2 separate regions of the Homo sapiens genome follow, and region 1 is linked to region 2. The links are chromatin loops, found by intact Hi-C in ENCODE. Cell type or tissue: ascending aorta. All regions are shown on one strand. Each heading gives the region's core, and the rest is flanking DNA. Links, peaks and the distances in the headings are about the cores only. Region 1 overlaps CAMK1D (calcium/calmodulin dependent protein kinase ID). Region 2 has its middle 30 kb from the start of OPTN.

The links. Peaks named below come from ENCODE experiments on the same cell type or tissue, not always from the same donor. Only the 100,000 strongest peaks of a DNase experiment are listed, where the experiment ranks them.
Region 1: it touches region 2 in a loop (4-fold over the local background); 53 of 110 quality-filtered maps call a loop at or near these places.

What each region holds. Positions count from the first base shown.
Region 1 is chr10:12,714,974-12,731,099 of GRCh38, reverse strand. All of the region lies in intron 3 of CAMK1D (calcium/calmodulin dependent protein kinase ID), which reads right to left. MIR548Q (microRNA 548q) reads left to right here and starts at 5,747; the gene lies at 5,747-5,846. In ascending aorta, for the core only: no CTCF peak of the experiment used is centred there; DNase peaks (open chromatin) are centred at 10,479 and 11,559; H3K4me3 peaks cover 579 bases; H3K27ac peaks cover 3,054 bases.
Region 2 is chr10:13,062,120-13,077,210 of GRCh38, reverse strand. It overlaps a transcript of CCDC3 not described here. Among named protein-coding and RNA genes, the nearest start is that of OPTN, 30 kb to the left of the region's middle. RefSeq lists enhancers at 9,971-10,484, 10,485-10,999. In ascending aorta, for the core only: a CTCF peak has its summit at 2,193 (motif pointing right); a DNase peak (open chromatin) is centred at 2,190.

The DNA of each region.
Region 1 (16,126 bases), core at 7,525-12,524, 350 kb after region 2:
ACACTGTACTTTTTCTCATTAAAACGAACCAAACCAAACCAAACCAAACCAAAACCAAAACCTTATCTTGATCTCATTTCCCCTGCCAGCGACTGCCCTATTTCTCTCTTCTCCTTTGCAGCAAAGTGTCTCAAACATACTCTTTCATTCTCACATTTAAATCCTCTCCCCAGGAGACTTTCTAGAACATTCAGCTCCAATCAAGCTTCTGGCCCTAGCACTTCACAAACAGCGTTTTTGTCAGAATCACCAGTATCATGATTCTATGTTGCTGAACAAAGCAGTCAGTTCTCAGTCCTCATCCTACTTGAGCTACCAGTGGGGCTGGACCCTGGAGACCACTCCTTCCTCCCTAAACCACCTTCTCGACTTACCTTCCAAGGTACCGCTATTGATTTTCTGCCTATTCCACCAGCCACCCCTTCTCAGTCTCCCTTCTGGGTTCTTCCTCTTCTCCCCAGCTCTTAATGTTGGTCAGCCCCAGAGCTCAGTCTGTAGCCCTTCCCTCTGTCTACTCTCACTACCTTGGTGCTCTCATCCTGGCTCGTGGATGAAGGTTCAAATCAATACACCAATGGTCCCCTCCACCCCCAATGTGTATCTATAGCCCAGGCTTTTATCCTAAATATATCCAACGGCCTATTCAAACTCTTCACTTGGATATGACTCAGATGTTTCAAACTCAGCACATCCAAGAATGAAATCCTGATCTTCCCCCCAAATCGGTGCTGACCCCGTGCTTCCCCATCTTAGTCATGGGCAACTCCATCTTTCAGGTGCTTTGGGCAAAAATCTTGGCATCACCTTTGACCCCTCTGTTTCCCTTACTGGCCCATCTTCAACCTACCAGGGAATGCTAATGGTCCTGAAGATACATCCAGAATCCTACCCCATCTCCCTATCTCCCTGGCAACCATCCTGGCCTAAAACACATCCTAACTAGGTCCCTCGGTCACTGGGTCACTGCCGCAGCCTCCCAACACTCTCCCTGCTTTCACCACTGCCCCCTACTGTCCATTCTCAACATAGCACAGCAGCCAGAGTGGTTCTGTTCAAACGCAAGTGGGATCACAATTCGCCTCTGTCCAAATCTCCCAGCGGCTCTGCATCCTCCTCAGAGTCAGCCCAAAGTCCAGGAGTCCTGGGGAGCCTAAAACGCTCTATGGGACGAGGCCTCCTGTTACATCTCAACCCCTATTTCTGTCTTTTGTCCCCGACCTCACCAGCATTAGCTGCACCAGCCTTCCGCTGGGCCTTGGCCACACCAGGCACCCTCGCACTTCGGGTGTCCTCACTTACCATTCCCCCTGCCTGCAATGCTCTTCCTGAAAATATCTGCAACCTCTACCCATGTGGCTCCTTTAGGCTGCTTAGCTGTCACCTGCTCCCTGAAGTTTAACCGTCCCTCCTCCTCGAATATTTAATCTCTCTACACCACTTAATCCTTTTTAAAAACAAATTATTATTTTTTGAGACAGGGTCTCATTCTGTCACCCAGGCTGGAGTGCAGTGGCAACATCATAGCTCACTGCAGCCCGGGCTCAAGTGACCCTCCCGCCTCACCCTTCCACGTAGCTGGGACTACAAGTGCACACCACCATACCTGGCTAATTTAAAAAAAAATTCTGTAGAGACGAGGTCTTGCTATGTTACCCAGGCTGGTCTTGAACCCCCGACCTCAAGCAGTCCTCCCACCTTGGCCTCCCAAAGTGCTGCGATTACAGGCATGAGCCACTGTGCTCGGTCCCACTTTAATCTGTTCTATAGGTACTCGGCATCTTCTAACATGCTACAGAATTTGCTTATTTATTATGTTTATTGGTACTACCTCTCCCTGCTCCATGGAGGTGGAGATCTTATTGAATTTTGTAACCTAGAACAGCCACGGGCACTCAGCACATATTCAGCCAGATTTGCTGAACGAAAAACACGCACAGGACTGCCCTGTCCCATGCTCCAAAGCTCCTTTATTCTTGGAATTCTATGGTGCCCAACCACGATGACATGAAGGCACAAAGGACAGCATGACGCCAAATATTAATAACTTTAGTAAGGAAGAACTATTTCACTGACTTTTCAGTTTTTTCATGCATTGCAGTATCATCTTTTTTAACTTGTTCCCTCTTGTTACAGAGTTAGTAGTAGTTATCGTTCATTTCAGAAGTGATCTGCAAATGATCATATTCAGTACTTGAATGTCTTTTAGACTTTTCTGTAGGCAGACACAAGCCTGAAGAGGGAGCAACGGCAGAGGCACGTGTGCGTGCGCACACATACACACACACACACGCACTCCCAAAGCCAGACACCAGCAGCAGTCTCCAGGCAGACACTGACTTCAGCGGCCAAGGCATGCATCTCTGTGGCATGAAAACTACGGGGTGAGGGTGGTGAGTGGAATTGAAAGGGCAGCCAGAGAAACCGATCTGCCTCATCCTAACGCAGCTGTCCACAGCGCAAAGCCATTATCCCCTTATGATAAATGTGGAAGCCAAGTCTCGGGCTCAGCCTTATTATCACACCAACAGTGCAATACTGGATCACCTCACACACAGTAACTCACAACCTGCAGTTTCTAAACACAGATCCCGTCAGACCACTTAAAACACTGCTCTCGATGCCAGTGCACAATAACGGGTTACTTTGGCCCTGTAGTGGCCAATTACTCCCAGCTAAGGGCTCTGCTAATGGACTAACATTATAACACAATTCGAATGTTTGTACCGATGTAACTAGCGCTGCCCAAGAATCTGTCCACGCAGCCAAGAAGGCTCACAATGCAAACTGGGCTGTCCCTGCAAGATGTTAGCACCAAGAGGGTAGCTAGAAAAACATGCAGCATCTTCTTATATCTTTAATCGAACAAAAATGCAAAGCTGCTACATTTACTAAGAAGGGCAATGCAGTGACTCCAGAAGCCCTCTAACACACATGACAAATCTGGAATTGCAACTCAGTGCTATGGAGGCACCATCTCTGTTTTACTCACAGGGAAGCCTTTGACACATTTGTCAGGATAAACGGCTGTAATCAAGGCCGGGAGCTGTGACTCACGCCTGTAATCCCCACACTTTAGGAGGCCGAGGCGGGCGGATCATTGGAGGTCAGGAGTCCGAGACCAGCCCGGCCAGCATGGTGAAATCCCGTCTCTACTAAAAATACAAAAATCAGCTGGGCATAGTGGCACATGCCTGTACTCCCAGCTACTCAGGATGCTGAGGCAGAAGAATCGCCTGAACCCAGGAGGCAGAGGTTGCAGCAAACTGAGATCGCGCGCCCCTGTACTCCAGCCTAGGTGACAGAGCGAGACTCAGTCTCAAAAAAAAAAAAAAGGCTGTGATTAATTTAGAAGCCTGACACATGTGAAACATTTCCTGGCTCTTAGGTGCATCCTATGATATATTGTGATACGCCAGATTCTGCCCTTGTACGTAATCAAATAAAAAAACCTCACTGCGTTGATGCTGGCAGTTGTGTTTCAGGCTGTGGTGTGTTTCCAGGAACCTCCATGATATGAAAGATTGTGCCCAGAAGACACTGTTGTCTGTTGTGTGTAACTTATGCCTCTGAATGTTTTATCATCCCAACAATGGTGCTTGTTCCATAAAACATCGTGGCCCAGTGCACACTATTCTCAATCACAGTGCAAACGTTGTCAAAACACAAATTCCTTAGGCAGTCACATGCTATCAGTAAAAATGCTTCTTGAAGGAAGCTAGTGAGAAATATCGTTACATAAGCACAGACCAGTGATGCCTGCTTTGCCCTAAATGATTATTTAACCTCAGATCCACAAATCCATTCTGCTTTGATGTCTCTGAGTCATAACCTTCTTAACACTTCTGGACTTGAAAGGGATTGTTTTAAAAAGTCTTCAGAAGCCTGTAAGTTGTAGCCTAGCATCATCAAAACGAGGCTCAGTTTTGCTTCCCTTGCTCAGATGATGAGTTTTTACAAAACCGTAAAGCCCCAGCTCCTGGCTATTTGGGCCCCATGAGCCACAAGCCTCCGTCAGCACATGTGCCATGCATGCTACACAGGCCCTGGGCTGCGCAGGCTGAGGATAACGCGGAAGGGGAGCCTGGGTGTGGGGCCACGGGCATGGCGTGCCGTAGGCCTGACTGAATACAGCCGCTCCTCACCATGGCCCTGGGCAGCTGGGAGCACAGGGGCCTGAGGGGGCTGGGTTCAAATGAATTCTCACCTGGATGCACGAACACGTGCAAAGCATTTTTTAAATGAGCTATCCCGTTGAAGCAAAAGTGAGAACTCAAAACTCTGTCCCATGTTTGAAAACCACAGTCATAGTAGGTAAGGTTGTGGGCTCAAGAACCTGGAAGACGTTTGAGCAAATCCAAGCTCCGTCACTGAGGCAAGTCACCATGTCTCCAAGTCTCAGTTTCTTCAATCATCATGGAACTAGTGTGAGAATTTAATGAATTCTATAAAGCGTTGAGCACAGCCTTGCACTATATACAGCAGGTATAAAAATAATTACTAATAACAACGATGGCATGTCCTGGTCGTGGCTTCTGTAGAATTATTTTCTGAGACATGTCTCTTTTAATTCTCCTGCGGCACTAGGTCTAATTAAAGTTGACAATGTGTAAGTCAGCTTTCCGCTTAACTACAGTATTCCCTTCTTTTTTTAATTTTTTTACTTATTTATTTTATTTTTTGAGACAGAGTCTTGCTCTGTCTGGACTGGAGTCCAGTGGTGCAATCTGGGCTCACTGCAACCTCTGCCTCCCAGGTTCAAGTGATTCTCTTGCCTCAGCCTCCCAAGTAGCTGGGACTACAGGTGCGTGCCACTATGCCCAGCTAATTTTTTATATTTTAGTAGAAACAGGGTTTCACCATGTTGGTTAAGACAGTCTTGATCTCCTGACCTTGTGATCCACCCGCCTAGGCCTCCCAAAGTAATGGGATTACAGGCATGAGCCACTGCACCCGGCCCAGTATTCCCTTTGTAACATTACCAAGTCATCAATTCTATTTTATAGGTTAAGTAAAAAGAGAAATAGTCTATATACTAGAAAACCAGGCCGGGTGACGTGGCTCATGCCTGTAATGCCAATACTTTGGGAGGCCGAGGTGGGCAGATCACCTGAGATCAGGAGTTTGAAACCAGCCTGGCCAACATGAGGAAGCCCCGTCTATACTAAAAATACAAAAATTAGCTGGGTGTGATGGTGGGCGCCTGTAATGCCAGCTACTTGGGAGGCTGAGGCAAGAGAATTGCTTGAGCCTGGGAGGTGGAGGTTGCTGTGAGCCGAGATCATGCCACTGCACTCCAGCCTGGGCAACAGAGTGAGACTCCAGCTCAAAAACAGCAAAGAAAACCATATTATTCAGTAGTGTGTAGCTGGCTAGACGAACATGACCAGTTTTGGAATCCCGTGCATTCCTTCTCCCACAGAAGCAGGTGTAGACACGCCTCATGATGTTGCTCTTTCCTGCAAGATGCCGAAATGAGAGAAGACTGTTGAGAAAATAAAGTAGTAATTGACATTGCCAGTGGGTACTTATGACTTTTTAAGAAAGCTGTTAAACTTTGTCAGATTACTAACTCTTCTGGCTAAATCATCTTTTTAGAAATCATGTTTGGATTCATATATTTGAGCTGACAATGCACTTTACTCTCTCTTGAAAATTACTACTTTGATGTCCTTTAGTGTTGAGGAAGAAAACCCCCTACTTTTGAGTTTAATGGAAAGAAGCTACAAATACTTTCACACGTAAGAATATATTAGGCTGGTGCAAAAGTAATGGCGGTTTTTGCCATTACTTTTCATTTTTACCATTAAAAGTAATGGCAAAAAGCATGATTACTTTTTCACCAACCTAAGATTCATGCATTCCAAGGGTGCCGATTTCCATGGCTGACAAAGAGCCCCTGCTGTTATTTTCTTACTGGCTCCTGTGGCAATGTGGGCAGGTACCAGGCAGGGATCTGCAAGCTGAGTCCACAGAGGACTGCGGATCTGAGGGTTCTCCAGCTGCCCCCAGTCCACACGGCTAAGGAGAAACACAGTGGGACCCTTGCTTCTGCTGCAAAACACTAGACGGATGTGCCTGGTTATCATTTGTGAAGTTTAGATTGTTGAAAGAGATGTGGTTGAAAGAAACGTGCCTTTTTTCTTTTCACAGTTACATCAAACATCTCAGGTGGCAGACGCTGAGACACGGAGAGATCACTTTTTTTTTTTTGGTTTTTTAAGAGATGGGGTCTGGCTCTGTCACCCAGGCTGGAGTGCAGCAGTGTGACCGTAGCTCACTGCAGCCTCCAACTCAGACGGATCACATTCTGTCACCTGGCTAGACCCAAGTGAAGGCCCACAGAACTCAGGCTGCCCTGAGCTGGGCTTTATTTCATTCACACAGAAGCATCTCCTTCCTATGAAGCTCAGACAGCGGTTGCCCGGTGTCAAGCTCCTCAAAGTATTAATATTTTCCCAAACAGCCATTTAAATGTGAGGACTTCTCAGTGTCTAGGACAACTGGGATGTATTCACTTGCTTTCTTTAAAGTGGATTTACAAGGTTTTGCTTTTGTCCAGCAATCACATTCCATTTTTTATACCAGAAGATGCAGAGTGATGGGTGTAGTAAATCCAAAGCAGATGAGACCTCTGCACAAGCAAAACTCCTGTAAGTGAAGTGACTCCTATCCTAAGTGACTCCAGAACCCACTCAAGGACTCGGAAAGCCCCAGAACACAAACCCTGGCCCCCAGAGTCCCTTCTCCATGCACACGAATGCCATTTTCCTCACTTTGTTAAAACAGAAGGCAGCCCAAGACAAAAAGATAGAAACACATTTAAAAACCTGCTAATGGAGGCCCAGCACTTTGGGAGGCTGTGGTGGGTGGATCACTTGAGGTCAAAGTTTGAGATCAACCTGGCCAACATGGTGAAACCTCATCTCTATTACAAATATAAAAATTTGGCCCGGCATGGTGGCCGGCGTCTGTAATCCCAACTCCTCGGGAGGCCGAGGCACGAGAATTGCTTGAACCTGGGAGGTAGAGGTTGCAGTGAGCTGGGATCACGCCACTGCACTCCAGCCTGTGCGACAGAATGTCAAAACACCACCGCATGTTCTCACTCATAGGTGGGAATTGAACAATGAGAACATCTGGACACAGGAAGGGGAACATCACACACCGGGGCCTGTTGTGGGGTAGGGGGAGTGGGGAGGGATAGCATTAGGAGATAAACCTAATGTAAATGACGAGTTAATGGGTGCAGCACACCAACATGGCACATGTATACATATGTAACAAACCTGCACATTGTGCACATGTACCCTAGAACTTAAAGTATAATAAAAAATATAAAAAAAGAATGTCAAAACAACAACAACAACAAAACCTGCTAATAGAGTTTTAAACTACTGCAAGGATATAAACATAATTATTTATGATGTATTTTAATAGAAAAAAATGCCTTTCAATTTACATAGTAACTATTCTGCCTCTTGGAGGTCTTGCTTTCATTCATAAGTAGGCTGATTAGTGATGAGCTTACACATTAGCAAAAGATGCATGTTCATCTGTACCATATTGCAATTCCTGTATGCCTTAATGTAATCAATACTACTGCGGTATTTTCAGTAGATAACCTTCCTTAAGTAGATAACCTTCCCCTCCTTTTCTGAGATGAGATGCCCCAAAAACGATTCAGGGAAATGCAGGATTTAATTAGTTTGGGTTCTGTCATTTACCATCTGTGTGAGGTCAGGGAAGCTTTCTAACCTTGTGAGCTGCAGATGCCTCATCTGTTACATGGAAGAGGTCAGACATCTTTTCCTTTTAAAGCAAAAATTCTACAATTCTCCCGTTCAGACCGTTCAAACACCTAATAAATCTCAATTCTCCCAAACTGCAGCCTGCCTCCTTCCAAATAATGATAAATTCTCAATTAATTAAGTGTGACTCAATGAGATTGCTTTAAGACGTGTGGGCCTGCAATACACAAGCCCACTGCCTGACACCCTGGGACTTTAGCCTCTTCACGTCCATTTCTTCTTTTCCCCATGTGGTGTTCACATAGTTCTTCCTCCCATGTGGACTCCGGAACACCTTCCTTTCTGCCTTTTCCCATCTACACTCAAATTCCAGCCCACACCATTTTCCACCTGCCCCGAGAGCACCGATTATACCTCCGTTAGAGATATACTAATGAACACTTTCAATATTCTGTCACATACTTATTAAATCACATTTCCTGACTCTTTACTCTCTTCTACTTCTCACTCTTGTTCCAAGTAGTTCCCAATAGATCACATCCTTTTTAGTGATCAGGGCCATGCCTTACATTTCTGTTTCCGCCTTAATGCTAGAAACTCTGTTAGGACAGGGATTTTAATCTTATAGCTTCAAGTTTAAATGGTAAGGACCTTTGAACTGACCTCGTCCAGATCCTTTGGTAGGCCGGAGGGGAAGAAACCAACATTTGCCAAATGGCTATTGTGTGCCCAGTGTTTGGCTAAGAATTCCTCATAACTTCTCTATGAAGTATCATTTTCTCCACTTACAGATGAGGATGCTGAAGGGCAAATTTCTATAACTTCTAGGGGATAACTTTGTAACTTACACTACTTTTCAAATTCTTTGGAGTTATCTTTTTTTTTTTTTTTTTTTTTTTTTTTTTGAGGCGGAGTCTCACTTTGTTGCCCAGGCTGGAGGTGCAGTGGCACAATCTTGGCTCATTGCAAGCTCTGCCTCCTGGGTTCACACCATTCTCCTGCCTCAGCCTCCCTAGTAGCTGGGACTACAGGCACCCACCACCAAGCCCGGCTAATTGTTTTGTATTTTTAGTAGAGATGGGGTTTCACTGTGTTATCCCCGGGATGGTCTCGATCTCCAGACTTCGTGATCCGCCCGCCTCAGCCTCCCAAAGTGCTGGGATTACAGGCGTGAGCCACCGCGCCCAGCCTGGAGTTATCTTAAAGTCTACCATGGACTGTCTCCCAAAATGCATATACTGAAATCCTAACACCCAAGGTGATGGTGTTAGGAATGGGGGGCCTGTGGAGGTGATTAGGTCATGAGGGTGGAGCCATTGTGAATGGGATTAACGCCCTTATAAAAGGGACCTCAGAAAGCTACCTCACTTAGGGAAACAGAGCCCCCTCTTGTTATAGAGCCTGCTGCACTTAGAAGGCAGCGAGGGGTTTCAGTAACTCCTACTGTTAAAAACTCCTACTGTCTAAAACCTCTGTTATAGACATTAGGTCTACAGTGGTAATTCTGACACCTGGAGTCTAGGGCCATGTCCGTAACCAGTGCTTGTCTATCAAAGGAGGCACTGGTCCACACAACCCTAATCTCCCCCTAGTCATTTCCCATCGAGCCATGTGGCCTAATGACTACTATCTGGAGGCACCTAGTTCATGCATGTGTGTACCTGTTACTACGGGTTACCCTCTGCTAGGTAATAAGCTCTGTGAGCACAGGGTCCTTGTCTATTTTGTTCACTACTATATTCCTGATGCCTACAAAGGCCCTGGCACCTAGTAGCTGCTCAGTAAATATTTTTTGGATGGATGGATAGATGGATGGATGGATGGATGGATGGATGGATGGTGGATGGTAGCCAGTGAAAGAACACAAAATTTTGAAGCTTGGAGCCATCTAATACCATGGATCCCAGATTTTGATCTGCTCCCAACAGTGCTAAATTGAGTAATGCACAGCCCGCCGATACATTTCCTGTGATTAAATCCTATTCTTCCCTGTATGGAGTTCCAGAAGGTGTTTTTATAAGTTGGTTATATTTGGAACAAGAAGTGAAGAAATTGCTAGCCCTCATCAAGGCTGTCCATTAAGTGAGAAAAAAGCCTGTGACTGGTCTCGAATTACTTATCGAGTAATTGAAATGTGTGGGGAACCACGACAGGATATAAGACTAACGGCCACGCTATTCTGTACGTCCAAGCTTCTCTAGACATTAGCCCCTTGACCGTGAAGATCTCGCTGATTGGGCATGCGCATGTTTGCTAATCACGTGGCACAGTTTAGCCAGTTTGTGATTATTTGTGTACAAATGTCTCTATCTCACCCAAAGACAACAAAAGCCCTGCAGGTCAGGGCCTATTTATATCATCTCACACAAAGCCTTGTCAAGAGTCTCCGCTGAATGGATTCACCAATTCCAGAAGACAGGTGCCCTGTCGTTCACTTTTGAAAAATGACTCACGTGGTTCATTTATGTCCTTGGGCCTGCAGTTAATTCAATTCTAAGGCTGAAATGACTGAGGGAGGACAAGGCACACAACAGGCTTCTCAGCATAACTTGCCAAGAACAATCTCCTTACCGTGGAGAGGAAAACCCTTGAATCCTTATTGATTCTTCGGGGCCATTCGAGAGGGAAAAATAATCTTCTCACTCTTGTAGTTTCAATCTCAAAAAAGGGTTGAAGGGCTCCTATTTCCCTGTCAAACTCTGTTAAGACATTCAGGGCACTGTGCCAGCCACTGGCTTGGGACAATGAGTCTCTGTTTGCTTAGCTAAGATTAGAGAATGTGTCAACAGTCTTATCTACCACGTCATCTCTAGATCTTATTACCCTTAAGCAATGAGTGGGTTGAAAGATTAGTAGGAATGCCTAGAAGTAACTTGTTGGAAGAAACTGGTCACAGACCTGCCAAGGTTTGTCATCACTCAGCATGTCTGTGAAGTTCAAGGGAACTGTGTCTTTAATGGGACTGTCTAAAATCATCTGTAAATGAAGGCCTAAGACCAAGAGGCACATTGTCTCCATGATGCTCTGATGCCCAGCCTCTTCTCTCACTGATACCCCAAGAGTGACTCTTCGCTAGGAATTCTGCAGACGGACCAGGCTGGGTTCTTTTATACCCTAATTCAAGTCATGAGTCCTGAGTGACATCCAGTCCTCTGTGGTTCAGATGGAAAAGCGTTTGAGTGGCTCTGTTGTTCACCTCCAAAGGCATCCCTCCTTCCAGGTGACAACAGCTGGGTATTAGAAGCATGTTCTTAAAGGTCTTGCTACTCAAAGGGTTGTCCTTGGACCAGTCCTTGGTATCACATGGGAGCTTGTTCTAGATGCAAATTCATGCCTCCTTTCCTACCCAGACCCACTGAATCAGCATCTCAGAAGGCAGGGCCCAGCAACCTTTGCTTTAGTGATACCCTCAGGTAATTCTTCTGTGTGCTAAAACTCGAGCTGGATTGCTCGCAACTGTCCCCTTCTCAACCACACTTCCCAGAGGACTGGAATCTAAAGGCTGGGATGCGATGAGCAATTATTTTCTAGTCTCTACACCTGCTAAAAGAGTGTTATCCATAGGTTTCATCCTGGGATAACTGTGAAACAGCCTTGCCAGGTAAAAAGTGCTCCCTGAAGGAGGAGGAGTAAGAGTGGCAGGGACGCAGTGGTTCAGTGCTGGCACTGGGTTCTTCCTGAGTTCCTTCAGTTTCCTAGTGAGTGGTTCTGTCAGTGGAAAGGTTAGTGCAAAGTGGCTCTAACCCTAAAAAGTGAAACAGGATTCTGTTGAAGATTGCTCAATCCAGCCTACTCACTCCTTCCTGCCTCACCCCTGCCCACAGGCGCCAGGAAAGTGTTTCCTCCCAGATTTCTCTTGATACAAGAGACCTAGGGTGGTGCATTCATGAAATGAGGGAAATTCTTTTTACAGTTTTCTTTTTTCTTTTCTTTTTTTTTTTCCTGAGGCACAGTCTCACTCTGTTGCCCAGGCTGGAGTGCAGTTGGTGTGATCTCGGCTCACTGCAACCTCCACCTCTTAGGTTCAAGTGATCCTCCTGCCTCAGCCTCCCAAGTAGCTGGGATTACAGGCATGCACCATCACGCCTGGTTACTTTTTGTCTTTTTAGTAGAGACGGGGTTTCATCATGTTGGCCAGGCTGGTCTCGAACTCCTGACCTCAGGTGATCCACCCGCCTCAGCCTCCCAAAGTGCTGGGATTACAGATGTGAGCACTGTGCCCGGCCTCTATAACAATTTTAATGGGGAACTTCCCATGAGAACCTTCGGTCAAAAATCGTGTAATTGTCGTACCTTGTCTCTATTTCTTTTTGATGAGATGAATCTACCCCACTGGGTTTCAGTGGACTTAGCAGATGTGGAAGTGCCCAAGAGTGGGGTCTATGCAAAAGAAGCAGGCAAGGCTAGCAGGGACTGTTCGTTAGATGAGCAGTACATGACTTACAGATTCTCTGGGTGTCAACTCCTAGTGCTGTCTTAGGGAGAGTTAGGTGGCCCAGTTATGAGACTGATAAGGTACGGTGTGCTCAGTAGAAAATGGTTAGTAGAGAGAAAAAGAAAGAAGAGGTGAGGCATTTCAACTTTGAATGAAAAAAACCAAAAGAGCCAACGAAGATTCTAAGTCATGATGCATGTGGTAAAACCATTTTGAAGATCTTGTATCATAACCTGTTTTTAAATCATTAAACGAAGAAACAAAAACCTCCAACGGACAACTCTAAACCTGTAACTTCAGCTCGAAACTCTGAAGACCTGCTCACATTACAAGTTTAGGGCATTATTCTAAATTTACTCGGGAAAAGTCCATTTATTTCCCCCAGGTGGAGATTTTTAAACCTAAGGGAGCCATCTGGTGGCTTGAGTGTCTACTAATTAAAATCCTTTTAGCCATAAGATTCCCACCTTGTGGGTACCGTCACTGAAGCAAATGGCGTAAGATACACCAGAGTTGACGAGAAACTTTCTTATGCTGTATAAAAATCAAATATTGCAATTTAGACAAATCAAGCCAAAATTCAAGGTGAGTGGTAATTCTGGTATTTTTTCTACCTGCTTAAAAGAAACCAAATAGTGTCTGTGAATCATTAAAAGTTGTCTTTCGAACCCTATTTCAAGACTGCATGTTTTAACATGAGACAACCCAATCATTACAAAACTAGAAATCGATCCAAAAAACATGAGTCAACGGCTTGCTGAAATGACACACGGGTTTGACGAGCTTTGGATCCTGCCCTTACTTTGTAAGGGGTCAGAAAAGAATGGTAGAAGAGAAGCTCCTACTTAGAAAAAGAAAATTTCAACTCCTAAGCATTGTGAATAAAAATAATTTAGTATGAAATATGCCCTTTCAGGTCTATAATGACACACTGCACTAGTTAATGATTTCAGTATAGTATCTATATCTTTCAATGCTGAAATTTCTTTCTTTGCATCTTTTTTTTTTCTTTTTTTTTTTTTTTTGACAGGGTCTCACTCTGTTGCCCAGGCTGGAGTGCAGTGATGCAATCGTGGCTCACTGTAGCCTCAAACTCCTGGGCTCAAGCAATCCTCCCACTTCAGCCTCCCAAGTAGCTGGGACTACAGGTGTGCACCACCACATCCAGCTTTTTTTTTTTTTTTTCAATTTTTTGTAGAGACAAAGCCTCTCTATGTTATCCAGGCTGGTCTCGAACTCCTGGCCTTAAGTGATACTCTCACCTCAGCCTCCTGAGTAGCTAAGACCACAGGCATGCACCAGTAAACCTGGCTATTTTTTTTTTTTACTTTTGTAGAGAAGAGGTCTATGTTGCCTGGGCTGGTCAAAATCTTTTTTTCGTGGAGAAAAATGTACATGTATTGTTCTCATCAGGAAGGAGAAAAGACCACTTCCAAACTTCAGATAGTGGCCTTGAGTAAGAGGCAGTTCTGCTAACAATAACTTCGCCTATTTTTCTTCCAATGTCTCCATTACTCCAAGCTGCCTGGCAGTGAATATATTACTGGGAATGGTGGTGATTATTTTTTTATAAGGACTATCCGGTGGCTTTCATGAAAGCCTAATTATACTGATTTTACTGGCAACCAAGAGGAACAAGCAGTTAAGAGTTCCTCATTATTTCCCTTATAGTTCACTGTGAAAGCATAACTTGGCTATAAACATGTACCAAAAAATTGGAGTAAATGTTGAAAATCAAAATGTAATTTTTAAAATTACTTACAAAACCAATACAAAGACTGCTTTTTAAAAAGATATTATGTCTGCTGAATAATACTTTAAACCAAATGTAATAAAAGACTGAAATGTACATTATCACTGGACTACTCCTCAAGTAATGGCATTCTGTTTTTAACACTGACCAATACATTTAAAATGAGAAAATATCACAGTGTATCCTCTGTGAATACATATACCCTGATTTATCTGGGTAGAAGCATTGCTCACAGGATCTGGTGCTGCCAGTTCACGCTTTCCCTTGCTCCCCTCCTTGCTCTAGTAAGAGAGTCCCGACAGCCAGGCCGCGGGTGATGGTACCAGCCTGGCCTCTACTCCCATCACGAATTGCAGTGAACACCACGCTAAGCATGCACACTGGGTCAAGATACCAGTTCAATTCCAGAAATATAGTTAAAAAAAATTCAGCCAGTGTTCCAGGCCCACTCTCTGCATGATGCCATACTGTTAATTTAGTTGAATTGTTCCAATTCACATGACGCAGTCGTAGCCTTCATCTCGGGGGATGGAAATGGGGCAAAGAAGGTGCAGGGTGCTGGGTGTGCAAAACACTAGGTGTGAGAAGTTCTCATGACACGGCACATACTTATTGCTATGAACCAAATGCATTTTCATTCTCAGAGCCCCTCTGTCTCCCATGCACCACTCTGAGGCTTTTGAACAAATTGGCTCAACACGTACAACACTAGACGGAACAGTAGGCAGGCCCAGTGCAAATTTTTCTGGCAAAGTCAAGAAAGCCGGAGGGTCTGATGCAATGGTTCTCAAGCTGGGGTGATTCTGTCCCGCAGGGGACATATGACAATGTTTGGAGACCGGGGATGCTACTGGCATCTAGTGGGTGGAAGCCAGGGGTGCTGATAAACATCCTACAATACACAAGACATCCTCTGCAGCAAAGAATTCTCCAGCCCCAGATGTCAACAGCGCCAAGGCTGAGAGTCCCTGGTCTAAGGGATTTCAAAACCACTTCAGAGAGATAAAGTGCGAGGCGGTATCATAGAGGCGCCAGGAAGGTGTCCCCTCATTCTCCCCCTTCCTAGAACTTGACGATAGATGCTTAGCACTGAGCCTGACGCACAGCAAGCACTCAATAACTATTTACTGAATTTATTAAAATAAGCAAAATGGGCCGGGCGCAGTGGCTCACACCTGTAATCCTAGCACTTGTGGGAGGCTGGGGCGGGTGGATCACTTGAGGTTAGGAGTTTGAGACCAGCCTGGCCAACATGGTGAAACCCTGTCTCTACTAAAAATACAGAAATTAGCTAGGCATCGTGGCGCGCACCTGTAATCCCAGCTACTTGGGAGGCTGAGGCTTGAACCCGGGAGGCGGAGGCTGCAATGAGCCGAGATTGCACCACTGCACTCCAGCCTGGGCGAGAGAGAGACTTCATCTAAAAAAAAAAAAAAAAAGGCAAATGCCATCCCACACTTCTCCCCCCGAGATCCAAGTATAATCTGATTGTGGTTATCAACTTCCCTAACTTTTGTCTATTTAACTTTTGAAAACATAGCATACTATGTTATATCACATAACATAAAAGGTGACATCACGTTTTGTATGCAAAAGCTAGATTTTCCCACAAATAATTTGAGCCTTGTATTGTGCCAATCACTTCAAGCCAAAAGTTAAGTTTGCACAGAATGGCTGTATCCATCTACAGAGCAGTATTTGTTCAACTGTTTGTTGAATATTTGGGGCATTTTCCTATTATTTATTTTAAAAGAGGAAAATGATAAAATGCACCTGAAGCAGCTAGTGATAAGAAATGAAGATATCGCAGTAGTCATGCATTTGAGAAGAGACAAAGATGGAAATGATCACACAGAACAGAAGTGACCAATTGGGTGCTCACTGGAATCTAGGTAGGCCAATGTTCAGATTTAGTTATAAAAGAATGAAAAGCAAAAAGCTATAGGCATGGGGAAATATATCATCAAGAACTGTGACGACTCATACGTGGTAGCTGAGAAAGTGGATCTCAAGGAGGTAGAGAGTAGAATGATAGATACCAGAGGCTGGAAGGGTGTAGGGGGCGTCTGAGGGGATTGGTGAGTGGATACAGACATACAGTTCGATAGAAGGAATAGTTCTAATGTTCCATAGCAGAGTAGGGGGACTTTGGTTAACAATACTGCACTGTATATTCCAAAATAGCTAGAA
Region 2 (15,091 bases), core at 1-5,000:
GGTGTTTAGGAATGCTTGTGATTTTTGCACTTGATTTTGTATCCTGAGATTTTGCTGAAGTTGCTTATCAGCTTAAGGAGATTTTGGGCTGAGACGATGGGGTTTTCTAAATATACAATGATGTCATGTGCAAATAGGGACAATTTGACTTCCTCTTTTCCTAATTGAATACCCTTTATTTCTTTCTCCTGCCTGATTGCCCTGGCCAGAACTTCCAACACTATGTGTAATAGGAGTGGTGAGAGAGGGCATCCCTCTCTTGTGCCAGTTTTCAAAGGGAATGGGAAGCAATTTTTGTCCCTTATGCAGCTTGTCCCTGCTACTCTGTCCTGTCTCCATTGGCTGGAGCCAGACCTCACAATATAAACTGAACCCGATTGGCTGACAATTTAAAACTTCTCTAAATAGGTGAAAGCAATGGAGAACAAGGGAAAGGAGGAAGTTGCTTACTAAAGGACTTAGAAAAGTAATAACATTCCCAAATAAGGAAGGGGCATAGGCTGCGAGCTGGGACATGTCTGTGAGCATGTCCAGCACAGATATCTTGGTTAAAGTACAAGGACATAGAATGTACTATGTGCCTGTGAGCATGTTTAATAACTACATAGGATAGGGCTTAACAAAGAGTTATTAGCACAAAGCAAGGAGGCTTGAAGGAAGTTAGTCTTTAAAAGGAACTATTACTTCTAACACTTATGATTTATTCTTTAACAAGGGAAACTTTGAGGAAGAAACTTTTTGCTTTCTACACAGGACACTCCTACGTCTGGGTCTGTTTAGTAAAGGTTATCAATCTGTTTCCTTAGCCACAAACATCTAGAGGCTAGGAATATCTAACTTTCGGGGAGGGCAGCCCAGCAAGTCCCAGCCTCATTTTTCCTAGTCCTCACCCAAGATGGAGTTGCTCTGGTTTGAATGCCTCTGACAACAATCCTAAATGTATTACTGTTGGCTGAATTGCTTTATCCTCTCTATTTTTCGTTTTAATTCCAGCCATCAACATTTGCCCATTTGCTAAGTTAGAAATTTGGAGGCAGCTTTGACTCTTCTGCCCATACTGAGTTAGCCATCGAGACCTGCCTCCTTTGCTTCCCTATTTCCCTGATACCTGCTTCCCTATTATTTTAGGTTTTTTTGTTTGCTTGTTTTAAGATAGGGTCTTGCTCTGTCACCCAGGCTGGAGTGCACTGGCACAATCTTGGCTCATTGCAACCTCTGCCTCCCAGGTTCAAGCAATTCTCCTGCCTCAGCCTTTGGATATCTGGGATTACAGGCACATGCCATGATGCCTGGCTATTTTTATTTTATTTTATTTTATTTTTTTAGTAGAGACAGAGTTTAGCCATGTTGGCCAGGCTGGTCTCAAACTCCTGACCTCAAGTGATCCGCTCACCTTGGCCACTGAAAGTGCTGGGATTACAGGTGTGGAGCCACCATGCCCGTGCGCCTACCCACATCGATACATAAAATTAACCATTGCACTGAGCAAATTGGTTAATCATCAATTTTTGAAAAGTATATTGAGCATTGAAGGCTCATCCAATTCTAGGCCAGGTTTCATGGAGAATCTATAATGCAAAGTCTTTATTCCTTCTTGTCTCCCCTCCCCACAAGGGTTTTTTCCTGGTTTATTTATTTATTTATTAGTGTTTCTTCCCTTATTTTTAGCAGATTCAATACTTTAGCGGTGGGAAGAGGTTCATCCTTAGGAGCTTCTAAACCATTACCCACCTACCCAGGCTGGGACGTCTAGAAAAAAAAAACAAAAAAACAAACGTGTCTGATGAAAATAGGAATATCTGTGTGTCATCTTCCCCGACTCAGATATCAATCACTTATTATTTCGTTTAAAAGCCAAAGAAACAAAAATACCCACTGATTTTGGAGCTCCTACATGTGCCAGTCACTATGCAGGATGCTGGGGATACAGTGATACGCAAAACAAAAAGTTGTTTATTGCTTGTTAAACAAAGCAAAGGCACTTTATGCACCAGCAGAGGAAATAGGAAAACCATAGTGGAAAAGACTCCCTAGCTTCTGAGATATTGATAAGAAGTTGGAGAGATGATTTGTTATAAAGGGATGTAAAGCCTCGTTTCAGTGGGAAACCATTCGTTCATCAGGGAGCCAGGTTTGCAGTGGGCACCTATGCGTCAGTTCTGATGTTCCCCGCCTACGATTGTTTGTCCATGTCCAGCAGATGGCGCCAAGTGACTGGCCGCGGCTGGGATGTACCGGGTCCTCTTTGGAAAACATGAAATCTATTTCTATAGGGCCAGCATCTTAAAGAAGGCACTCATATTGTCTGTTTGAGACCCTTTCTTTTGCTCCATTTTAATGTGATATGTGGATCAAAATAAGAAATAGACAATAAAATGGTTTCTCCTCCTGGAATGTGGTAATATTGTGGAATAACAGGAACACAGGTCTAACGTAGATAGCTGAGTAAAACAGCACCCAGACTTGCAGCCGGCACGGGGAACTCATGTGAGTGTGTGTATGTGTGTGCACGCGTATTTGTGCTTATGAGAAAGATTAAACAGTAAAGGATGGAAGTGATAACAAATGCTTTAACAAGGGTAAGGAGAAAGTATTGTAGAAAAATCTATAAAAGCTGAGGGAGTGGGAGAGGGGGAGGGGGAGGGAGAGTTAGTTCAAGTGAGCATGAGAGCTGGGACCTTGGATTAAAAGCATTAAAAGAACTCCAGAAGAAAAGATTTGATTCCGCCGGTTGTGGTGGCTCACGCCTGTAATCCCAGCACTTTGGGAGGTCGAGGTGGGCGGATCACCTGAAGTCGGGAGTTCGAGACCAGCCTGACCAATATGGAAAAACCCCGTCTCTACTACAAAAAAAAAAAAAAAAAAAAAAAAAAAAAAAAAAAAAATTAGCCGGGATATGGTGGTGCATGCCTGTAATCCCAGCTACTCGGGAGGCTGAGGCAGGAGAATTGCTTGAACCTGGGAGGCAGAGGTTGCAGTGAGCTGAGATCACGCCATTGCACTCCAGCCTGGGCAACAGGGGTGAAACTCTGTCTCAAAAAAAAAAAAAAAAAAAAATATATATATATATATATATATATATTTGATTCCTCTGTTTCTTGCAATCCTAGTAACAGGTGACTTGAATTTCAAGTGATTATCATATAAATGGAGGATTAGAAAAGAGACACCAACTCTGGAACCAGTTCAATGGAATTCTTCAAGAGACTGTAACTTAGTGCTTACAAAGACTTGGAATGATCTACACTGCATGGTGTACCTGTTAGAGGAGGTGACATCAAAGCTTTAGGTACTGAGAGAGGATACTTCCTACTGTGGAAGGGAAGAAAAGAAAAAAGCAAAGGTGAGTTGGAATGGTAGACCTGTTGGGTTTATTCTCTCATTGCTAAGCTTTTAAAATCTCTCATTTAAAAAAAATGTCTTGGGCAGGCCACCGTGGCTCATGCCTGTAATCCCAGCACCTAGGGAAGCTGGCATGGGAGGACTGCTTGAGCTCACGAGTTGGAGACCAGCCTAGGCAACATTGAGAAACCCTGTCTCTACAAAAAATTAGCCGAACGTGGTGGCAGGTGCTTGTAGTTGTAGCTGTAGCCTCCTAGCTACTCAGGAGGCTGAGGTGGGAGGATTGCTTGAGCCTAGGAGGGGGAGGTTGCAGTGAGCCAGCCTGGGTGACAGAGTGAGATCCTGTCTCAAAAAAAAAAGTCTTCATCTAATACGGTGAAAGATGGAAGGGGATGTGGTTACTCCTGCTCCAGTTGGATTTGTTTTCTCCATTTAGAAGCTGCTTTCAGAGCAGTAATGACACCTGAGTTTAGAAAACAGTTCCCTGTGTCTGTGCATCTTCCAGCTCAGTGTCCTATGTCACCTGTCCTGAGACATTCCAAGAAGGAAGACCAAAAGACAGCATTCTTGAGCTATTCCAAAGAGATCACAGAGGCCACCACCAAAGAGAAGACTAAGAATCTACCATAGTTTGCCCCGGTAAAATGGTATTTTTCTTAGGAACTATTGCAAGTTATAAAACTCCTAAGTGAAATGATTGTGTGGCCAGGGATAGTGGCTCATGCCTGTAATCCCAGCACTTTGGGAGGTCAAGGCAGGTGGATCATTAGAGGTCAGGAGTTCAAGACCAGCCTGACCAACATGGTGAAACTCGTCTCTACTAAAAATATAAAAATTAGCCAGGCGTGGTGGCACATGCCTGTAATCCCAGCTGCTTGGGAGGCTGAGGCAGGAGAATCGCTTGAACCCAGGAGGTGGAGGTTGCAGTGAGCCGAGATCATGCCACTGCACTCTAGCCTGGGTGACAGAGTGAGACTCTGTCTCAAAAAAAAAAAAAAAAAGAAAGAAAAGAAAAGAAAAGAAATGATTGTGCAGGCAGAAATGTCTTTAAGGCATCATTGTTGCAGAATTTTGCTCCTTAGTTCAGCTAAAACTGGGTTCATGTCACATGACCAGGAGACTTTAGACATGTGGACACATTGAAGGGTGTGCAGAGCAGCATTTTATTGGGCAAAAGGGGGAAAAAAAAAGAAAAAACTCAGCAAAGTGAGATGGAGTCCTATTAACAGGCCTCCCACCTCACAGGTTGAATCCCAGGCCACCACACAGGAACTGAAGAGCAGGCTCCTCCCCCTGCCTGTGGCTCCACCCCATTCTCCCAGTGCACATGTGAGCAGGCTCAGATGAAGCCCTGGGCATGTTCCCTCATCTGTACAGAAGCATCTGATGTAAACACTTGTGGGGTGGGTCGGAGATTCTCTGGGGACACCTTTATATCTGCCTAGGCATTTGGCTGTCTTATTCCCCCCTCTAAAGAAGTACATCCAACGGCGGTTAGAATAAGGTAAGGATAAGGATGATGACCAAAATTAACTGCTTTCTGCTAACAGGGGGCACTGTTTTGGGGAAAACAGCAGTCAGATCTCCCTCAGAGGCTTATCTAAGTATCCCCAGCAGAAAAGGCCATCGTCCGAGGCTCTGGTTGCATGATCATTTGGAGTTTGATAGCCTGAAGGCGAGAATAGACAACTGGGTTATTAGGAAACATATATCAAAACGAAACAAGGAGGTTACGGTAAGGACAGCTCAAAAAATCCCAAGGCCTTTTACTGGTTTGCAAAGTGGGAGGGGAGGCCAAAAGCCCAACTGGTTAAAAAAATAAAAAATGAAACTACCCTTTTGCCAGCATTTGGACTTCTGGGTTCCCTTCTCCTGAGCCCAGTACTAAACCAACCAGCCTAAGGTTTAGGAAATTAACTCTTCCCAGTTTGGAGAATGCATCTGAAGGGAGCGTCTCATAGTACAGAGACACCATTATATATCACTGAAGAGAGGACAGAGGAAAAAAAAAGGAAAAAGAAGGTGTTTTTTAGAGGAGTCCCAGGGGTTCAGGAGGCATTCAAAAGAGATACAGACTGAAGATGAATGGCTACCCATCCAGAAAGAAGGGAGCAGGCATCCCTGGTTCCTTTCTCTTACTAGCAAACACCCAGAGTACGTGAGGGACGGAAAGTGAGGCGTTCCTCTTTCTTTCCTCTGTCCTTGTATCCCCAAGTCCTGGCAGCCACAACAGGGTGCCACCTATGGGTGTCAAAGTGGCTTTCACCCATGTTAAAAGGAGGGCCTAAGGGATGGGAATATCCGCTCTTACCCACATACGCCCTGTCTCCCCTGCTGTCAGTAGCCTGTGAATTCCCTAGACCTCATTTATGCCGTGGATACTAGCATGACCTTTATCCGTGTAATGGGAAGCTTGGCTTAAGCAGCAGGAATTAGTCATGCTCACCTGTGCTGTGTCTTTTAACTGCCATTATCATCTGTCTCTGGATTCCTCAGATCCAGTTTTCTTTCCTAGGGCTTTGAGCTGAAGTTTGGAATTGAATTTGGGACAAAAATACGTCTTGAGGGGGGGTTGCGTGGACTCCTTATTATAAGCTGAATGCTGAGATGAAGCGGTGGAATTGAGTCCTCCTCCAACCAGGGAGAGAAAAGGATGTCTTGTGACACCCCTAGATCACTGGTGGCTATAGTTATGCTTGCTAAGATTTGGACGCATGGGGCTTGGCTTTGGTTAGCTCCCTTTGTCTTACTTTCCCAAAAAGGAAACCTCTGGGTGGTGGGCATCCTATTTATTTTCATCACCTGGAAGGATTTGCAGGATAACTGCTCAGAAGGAGAATACTGATCCAGATTTTTACGTCACCCATCCCTTTTGTTTTTTTCTGAGCTGCAGCCAGAGATTGCTGTTTGGTTCACAGGAACAAGCAGGGTTCGTCTAAAATGTAGGCAAAAAGTTAAAAACAATGAATGAATCTAGAACCTAATGATAAGTTTTGAAACATTATTTCTCTTTCTCTAGTCTTCATTTTTGTTAAAAACAAATCATGATAGGACTGGGTTGTTTGCAAAATAGACTTTAGTCTTATACTTGGCCCGATTATTTGCATAAAGTGCAGCAAGAATAATTATTTCCACATAGGCCTTTTAGATCGGCTTTCATGGAACTTTGTTCCACAGAGAATCTCAAATAAGACCTTTTAAAGCTGAGCCTAGTCATGGGTTTGTATCCTCAAATACCGATGAGTTGGGCAAACTCCTCTCTTCTTGAGGTTTCAAGAGATATGGTCCCTGGGTCTGTTGGAAAGTGACATTCTTTACCTACCGCAGGTTAGGAACCCTGTATGGGGACTGTGTACGAAGATATGAGGCCAGTTTCTCCCATGGGGCTTTATTGACTCTGCAAGTCAAGCTTGACTCCTTAAAGGGAAGCATACCTTTCCAGTCAAAGCCTCAGTAAAGCAACCAGGTTCTCCAATTGTGTCTTGTTGCAACCAGTTTCTCCAATTGTGTGCTGTTGCAAAAGAAAATGGATTCTTATTGCACTGATGCAAACAACTATATGGCCATAAATTAAGAATACTCACAACTAGTTTCCAAATTCTGGAGAAGCCAGGCAGAGAGACAGAGACAAATATACTCCAAATTTTGTTCACAGGAGTATACCTTACTCAATGATTAAAGGCTGTAAATAGCTCAAAATAAGTTTGCTTGACTCTGAAAAACAAAACAAGGATCAGCAATATTTCAAGCAAAAGTCAAAAGATTACCTCAGTTTTGTATTAGTTTAGACCGTTCAGTTAACTCTTGTTTTGCTTGATATTCATAAACATTTCATCTTTTCATGAGTCCTGTATGTTTTTCCTTTGGAATAATGTCACAATCTCCAAAGTTATCAGAAACCTGCATTTCAGAGCACCTGTCAAAGTTCTATAGCTGGTTATAAACCATCTGTTGAAGAGGATCAAAATAAGACAATTATCTGTAAATAACAAAATGTCCAGGGTAGTTATAGTCAGAAACATGATTGACAAATAAATTTGGTTATCTTCGTGGTTTACAATAACTTAATAACCTTAATTATGATTGATAGCGTATACTCAGACATTAGAATTTTAGACATCCCATACAATTTTGGAACATATATTAATATAATTCTCTAAAATCTAACCTGAAGATTAAACATCATTTTGGCAATCCAATGTACTTAAACATGTCAAATAATCCTGTTCACCTCTCTTTTGGATACTCCAGGGGCCCTCTGTAGCATCCAAAAAGCCAGGCATCAGGAAAGACAATTTTGAAACTGAAGTTTGATTTTGGGAAGTCTGTTATGTGTTAGAAATTTAAAACACCTGATGTTATGAAATACAATTCCAGATTGCCATAAATTATTTATTTTGCCAAAATAATGACTCAGAAATTTTAAAAAAGCAAAAAACCTTTTATAACCTTTTACAAATTTTGCTAAAGAGCAGATTAATGCCTTAAGAGTACCTTGTTGTGCTTTTATTTCAATGCTGAATTTATAGAAGACCATATAATAACCATTTGAATGTAGTTAATATGTTCACACATGGAATTTCTTTTGCAAGATTATTATTATTATTTTTTTGAGGCAGAGTTTCAGTCTTTGTTGCCCAGGCTGGAGTGCAATGGCACAATCTCGGCTCACCGCAACCTCTGCCTCCCGGGTTCAAGTGCTTCTCCTGCCTCAGCCTCCCGAGTAGCTGGGATTACAGGCATGTGCCACCACGCCCAGCTAATTTTGTATTTTTAGTGGAGATGGAGTTTCTCCATGTTGGTCAGGCTGGTCTCGAACTCCCGACCTCAGGTGATCCGCCTGCCTTGGCCTCCCAAAGTGCTGGGATTACAGGCATGAGCCACCACACCCGGCCAAGATTAATTTTTATACTCCTTTCATCATTTGATTAAACCTTCAGCTTTACCTTATCTAATTCAAAACAATCCTTCAAGCCTAGGAAAGAATTTACATTTCTACGCCTTCTTATCATCTTTTGCTAAAAACACATCTTACTGTTCTTATACACCTCACATGTAAATCTATTTCCAGTAGTTTCAGTTACATGTTATAATGGTAACTCCCAGCAATTTTTAACTTTTATGTAGAACCTAGTAAGTTGTTATAATTATGTACAAGTCGCAGCCAAGGTTTGACTCCTTCCAGCATAATTAAGGGTGTGGTTTATTCCATATGTCTGTAGGCCTCACCAGTTGTGAAGCAGGCAAGTCAAACTGTTCACAAAAACCAAAAAAGGCAGTTTATAACCTTAAAACATTTAGCAAACCTAATATCTGACCTGCATAATTTAGATCACCTATTTACATTTTGATGACATCTACATTTTACCAATAATCTTTAAGGCTGCTTTTATTCCTCGAGGATTAAAGTCATGTGAACTGAAAGGTACCACAGCTTTTATCTTCCCTTTTAAAAAATATTTGATTCAAGTGCTTATCCTCTTTTAAGTCAATGAAGTAGAGCTCTTTTTTATAGACATCACATACACGACACATATTTAACTACACAAGCAGAAGAAAATGCAGTAGCTGTGAAATTTTTCGTCTGCCAATCTCCTAATTGGATTATTGGCTTCCGGGTGTTGCCTTTTAAGAGACAGGGCCAGAAAAACATGCAGCTTTTAAGGCCTAATAAAATAGGCATGACTGGGAGGCAAAAACAGATTTTGAGAGGGATATATCTGCATTTAATTCCCGGGGTTCCATGAGAAAAACAGGTTTCTTCCCAAAACGGGGTTAGTGGCACCTTGTCTGTTTTTCCCAAGGAGTCCCATGCCCCCAGGAGTTATCTTAGGGCCTCTCATGCATACATTAAGAGTGACAAGGCAAAATGGAGAAAAATAATTCAGTCTACTGAGAAAAAGCCCTTTTCCAGCAAAGAGATCCAAGAAAACAAACAAACAAACAAAAAACGTAAAGACCTTTTAAATATACTTATAACTTGGATATCCACTTTTAATTAAGCTGAGTGCTCTTTGAGAAAAACCTTTTAACTGCCTTATTACCCAACTAGCCGTGCCAAGTGGCCAATATTTCTGGCTTTCAAACTTTGCTAAAGGTGATGTCCCAGGTGCTCAGAGAAAGGAAGATAAAAGGTGGTTCGTGGAGGGGAAGAGAATCAGCAACAGATCATGCAGATATCAAACCAGAAAGGACTTATTCCCTAAGCCAGGATTGAACCCGGCCGCCATTGTAAAATGGTGGAGGCTAAGACAAAACGTTGCCACGTGGTTACAGGTCATGCTCCCTAAAACAAGATGGAGGCCCGCAGCAAGGTTTGCTACTCACCATACAGAAAGTCATGCAAAGCCCACAAGACTGGCTACAGCTTAAGACCAACCTCACAAATCCTTTTTCATAATTAAAACTTTACAGAGAATATAAACAGTGATCCTTATTCCTGGCCTAGTAAAATGTCTTCAAAAAGGAAAAAAAAAACCTCTCACTTAAAAGTTAAATGCTGACAGGGTAGAGAAAAGGAAAAAATAGTTTAAAATGCAGGGTTGGAAAGATGCCTGGGGAAAATACCTCTTACTCTTATACAAATGGGTTCCTCCGACAGGGAGAGAAACTTAATTGCTGTCCACCATTGGGCACCCTTGGGCCATGGGCCATGCACCCCAACCCTGGCTGGGAGGGGAGCGGGGAACCCACCATTCGCCAGTCTATCTCGCAGGTGCCTGCAGCCATTGGGGTGAGGGGGTGTGCAGTTTCCTCTACCCTCAGAAGAAGCCCAAGGACAAAAAGGCTTGGAAGCGAAAGGGGAAAAAGATTTTTTGGTTCACATCTTACCCACCCCTCCTCAAGCCCCACACCTAGGAGCCAAAATGTTGCAGAATTTTGCTCCTTAGTTCAGCTAAAACTGGGCTCTAGCTTGTCAGAAGACCAGGAGAATTATATGTAGACACATTGAAGGGTGGGCAGAGGAGGGTTTTATTGGGCGAAAAGGGAAAAAAACAAAAAAACTCAGCAAAGTGAGGTGGCTTCCTGCTAACAAGTCCCCCACCTCACAGATTGAATCCCAGGTCACCACACAAGAACTGAAGAGCCAGGCTCCTCCCGCTGCCTGTGGCTCCACCCCGTTCCCCCAGTGCACGTGTGGGCAGGCTCAGACGAGGCCCTGGGCAGGTTCCCTCATCTGCACAAAAGCATCTGATGTCAACACTTGTGGGGTGGGTCGGAGGTTCTCTGGGGACACTGTTTTATCTGCCTAGGCATTTGGCTGTCTCATCATGGTATACAAATACTATGGGTTTTGCTGTTTGCCTTAATTCCAGTGATCTCACAACACTGGTGCCCAAAACTAAACATCTCTTTCTTCCAGGAAAATTGATTTCTTACAAAAGAATATTACAAACTGTTACAAGTTTGAGCTTAATTATAAAATCTGTGGAGAGGTGTGGTGTGTAATTCAGATTATTCCAATGAAGCAGTCAAAAAATATCTGCTAAAACATACCCTGGTAAACCAGTGGCTCTCAAATTTGTGGGCTAAAGAATCACCTGATTAGCTGAGCGTGGTGGTGCATACCTGTGGTCCCAGCTACTCAGAGGCTGAGGTGGGAGAATCACCTGAGCCCGGGAGGGCAAGGGTGCAGTGGGCCAAGATCGTACCATTGTACTCCAGTTTGGGTGATGGGAATGAGACCCTGTCTAAAAAAAAAAAATCACCTAGGGTGCTTGTTAAGCTGCAAATTCCTAGGCTCAACTCCAGATATTCTAATGAAAGGAACTGGGGATGGAGCCCAGGATTTTGCATCTCAATCATTTCAGATGATTCTGATGCAGAAGATTCAAAGACCTCTTTTAGAGAAACATTACCCTAAGCAAGGGCAGAGTTGGTCAGTTGCAGAGGTCTTCCAACTCACTTCCCACTCATTCGTTCACTCATTCTTTCCTGAACTTATTAATTCAACAAACATTTATAGTGCCCTATCATTGTACATGGTGATGTGGACTTGGTAATGTAAAGAGACTCGGTTCCTGTCTGGATGGAACTTATATCTAATGACTGATATATATATATGACATTGATGTATGATTGACAGCATCAACTGGTAAGTATTGAATGTGTCCATACATGCCAAAGAGAATGTTGCAGGGATTTAGAAGGAAGTTGTGTCAACGTGGGTTCAAGTGGGCAGGAATGGAGGAGCTATTCTGTGGAGGGGGTAGGACATTGCCTGGGCCCTGACTGTTGAGGAATGAGCAGGATATCGAAGAGAAGGAAACAGCATTAGCTTCATATCGTAATTATTAAGCAAGAACGTTCTTAATATCCATAAGCCTATACTAAAGATAGAGTGGCCAAGCATGCCCAGGATTAAAACTATAATCTCATTAACTACCTTCCAAGGAGAAATAAAGAATAAGAAGTGAGAAGTTCCTGAATCAGCAACATCATCTCCTTGTTTTTTCAATATTCTGATGCCCATTGGACCATTTTTATGCTAATAAGTTGATCAATAGTAGGATGTTTTGATGTGACGTGTTTATATGGTATTGCTTTTCTCCTAGGTCCATATCTATTTCATCCAGCTACTTCCAAAAAGTTAAAAACACTAAACATAAGATCCTTGTAGGATATAAACAATTAGCACTCTAGGAAGATTAGGACTGTTTGAAACCAAGAGAGGCAGGTTAATCTAATTAAAAATTACTTCTTATTTAACAAAGAGATCTGTATTCATTAAGACTTCTACTTAGACATACTATTTTTAGCTATATTTTGCCAATCCTATTACATGTGTGAAAAATAAATAAATCTCGGAAATCTTGGGGCTGCAAAATCACTAAGCTAAAGAGGAAAGTCAAGCTGAGAATTGCTTAGGGACAACCTGCCTCCCACTCTATTCAAAGTCATCCCTCTGCTCACCGAGATAAATGCATATCTGATTGCCTCCCTTGGGAAAAGCTGATCAGAAACTCAAAAGGATGTAACCATTTGTCTCTCATCTACCTGTGACCTAGAAGCCTTCTCCTTACTTCAGTTGTCCTGCCTTTCAGGACAGAACCAGTGTATGTCTTTTATTTATTTATTTATTAGACAGAGTCTCATTCTGTCGCCCAGGCTGGAGTGCAGTGGCCCCTGATCTTGGCTCACTGCAAGCTCCGCCTTCCAGGTTCACGCCATTCTCCTGCCTCAGCCTCCCCAGTAGCTAGGACTACAGGCACCCACCACCATACCCGGCTAATTTTTTATATTTTTTTAGTAGAGATGGGGTTTCATCATGTTAGCCAGGACCAGTGTACATCTTACATGTATTGATTGCTATCTCATGGCTCCCTAGAATGTATAAAAGTAAGCTGTGCCCTGACCACCTTGGGCACATGTCGTGAGGATCTCCTGAGGCTGTGTCACAGGCACATGTCCTCAAGCTTGGCAAAACAAACTTTCTAAATTAACTGAGACCTGGCTCAGATTTTCAGGGTTCACACATGAAAGAAATTTTATGTAATTTATTTCGTGAAGACCAATTTCTAGCTGTCCAGCTACTGTTACATTTCATGTCTTAATCTGTAAAACAGGTTTAATAGCCCCTGACTCAGAGAGGTGTTTGAGGATGAACTGAGAGGACAGTTGTGATTGACTTTTAAAACCCATGCTGGCCGGGCACAGTGGCTCACGCCTGTAATCCCTGCACTTTCGGAGGCTGAGGCAGGTGGATCACGAGGTCAGGAGATCGAGACCAACCTGGCCAACATGGTGAAACCCTGTCTACTAAAAATACAAAAATTATCTGGGCATGGTGGTGTGCACCTGTAGTCCCAGCTACTTGGGAGGCTGAGGCAGGAGAATCACTTGAATCAGGGAGGCGGAGGTTGCAGTGAGCCGAGATGGCACCATTGCACTCCAGCGTGACGACAGAGCGAGACAATGTCTCAAAAAACAACAACATCAACAACAACAAAAAAAAACGACTCACACTAAGAATGAGTGTAAGTTATGAGTTTTCCAGCCATTCTAAAATCTTCCTCGGGATAAAAAGCAGGATCGCAGAGAGCTAGAACATACAATTCTACCTCATCCCAGAACTTGCAAGATATTATATTAACAAGGAAGGCTTCCCAGCCCTTCTTGTTAATATCTTACAAAGCATGCAAGCCAAAATACTGAAGCATTTGTATCCCAGAGTTTCCATGAGTTTGTAGAGAGGTGGTACATCTGGTGGAACAGACTCTGGCGCTAGGCGACTGGGTTTTTAATCTTAGATCCATTCCTTACTATTTACGTGGCTTTGAAGGTACTGAACCTTGATGTGCCTTAGTTTTCTTATCTGTGAAGTAGACATAAAAAGATTGTTGTGATTCAATGAATCCATAAACATCTACACACATAAAGCATTCCTATCTGCCCCTAGAGAAGGTTGTGTTAGCTGTTGTCATGAGCTCTGATGTTAAGGAAGGTACCCAAGGGCATGACAGTTTCAGTTTCATGGAGTGTATAGGAAGACTGGAGATGTATTGATACATACATAAAAATCAAATAGAGGATGGAAAATTAGCAGGACACCATGCCTAGAACAATTATTTATATTGTAACCACCCAAGGGGTTCAACTTGCCCACTGCCTAGACAGAGCTGATAAATCAAGACAGGGGAACTGCAATAGAGAAAGAGTAATTCACACAGAGCCGGCTGTGTGGGAGACCAGGGTTTTGTTATTACTCAAATCAGTCTCCCCGAACATTCGGGGAGCAAAGTTTTTAAAAATAACTTGGTGGGTGGGGGTAAGCCAGTGAGCCAGGAGTGCTGATTGGTCAGAGATGAAATTGGTAAGCCAGTGAGCCAGGAGTGCTGATTGGTCAGAGATGAAATCGGTAAGCCAGTGAGCCAAGGGTGCTGATTGGTCAGAGATGAAATGGCCGTGAGTCAGCTGTCTTCTTGCACTGAGTCAGTTACTGGGTGGGGGCCATAAGAGCAGATGAGCAAGTTTATTGATCTGGGTAGTGTCAGATGATCCATCAAGTGCAGGGCATGCAAAATATCTCATGCACTGATCTTAGGAGCAGTTTAGGGAGGGTCAGAATCTTGTAGCCTCCAGCTGCATGACTCCTAAACCGTAATTTCTAATCTTGTGGCTAATGTTAGTCCTACGAAGGCAATCTAGTCCCCAAGCAAAAAGGAGGTCTGCTTGGGAAAGGGCTGTTACCATCTTTACTTAAACCATAAACTAAGTTTCTCCCAAAGTTAGTTCAGCCTACCCCCAGGAACGAACAAGGATAGCTTGGAGGTTAGAACAAGACAGAGTCTTGCTTATCTCTTTAGATAAGCTTTCACTGTCTGTCATAATTTTCCAAAGGGGGTTTCAATATCATCCCTTATAACAGAAAACATTTAAGACTGTTTGTAAGAATGCATATATAAAATAGTGTGGCACAGGTTTAAAATATGAGAATAGTAGAAGTAGGAACATTAAGGAGGACTGGAGAAGAATCCAGTACAAAAAAAGCATCCCATGGCATCTTATGTACATACAATGGGTGGACCACATGGTTGACTCTAAGCTTTCTAGCAACCATTGCAAAAGGGAAACTCGGTTAGTCAGTCACAAGATAAAAGCAGGCCAATTGTTCAGGAGAAGCACAATTATTCCTTATATTCAGACTGAGGACTAAGCTCTGATTTTTTTCTTATCTTGCACCAATTCTTATCTAAGGGGTCTGGGGAGTCATGCCCTACAAGCCATAAATTCTCGTCAGATGGGTTTT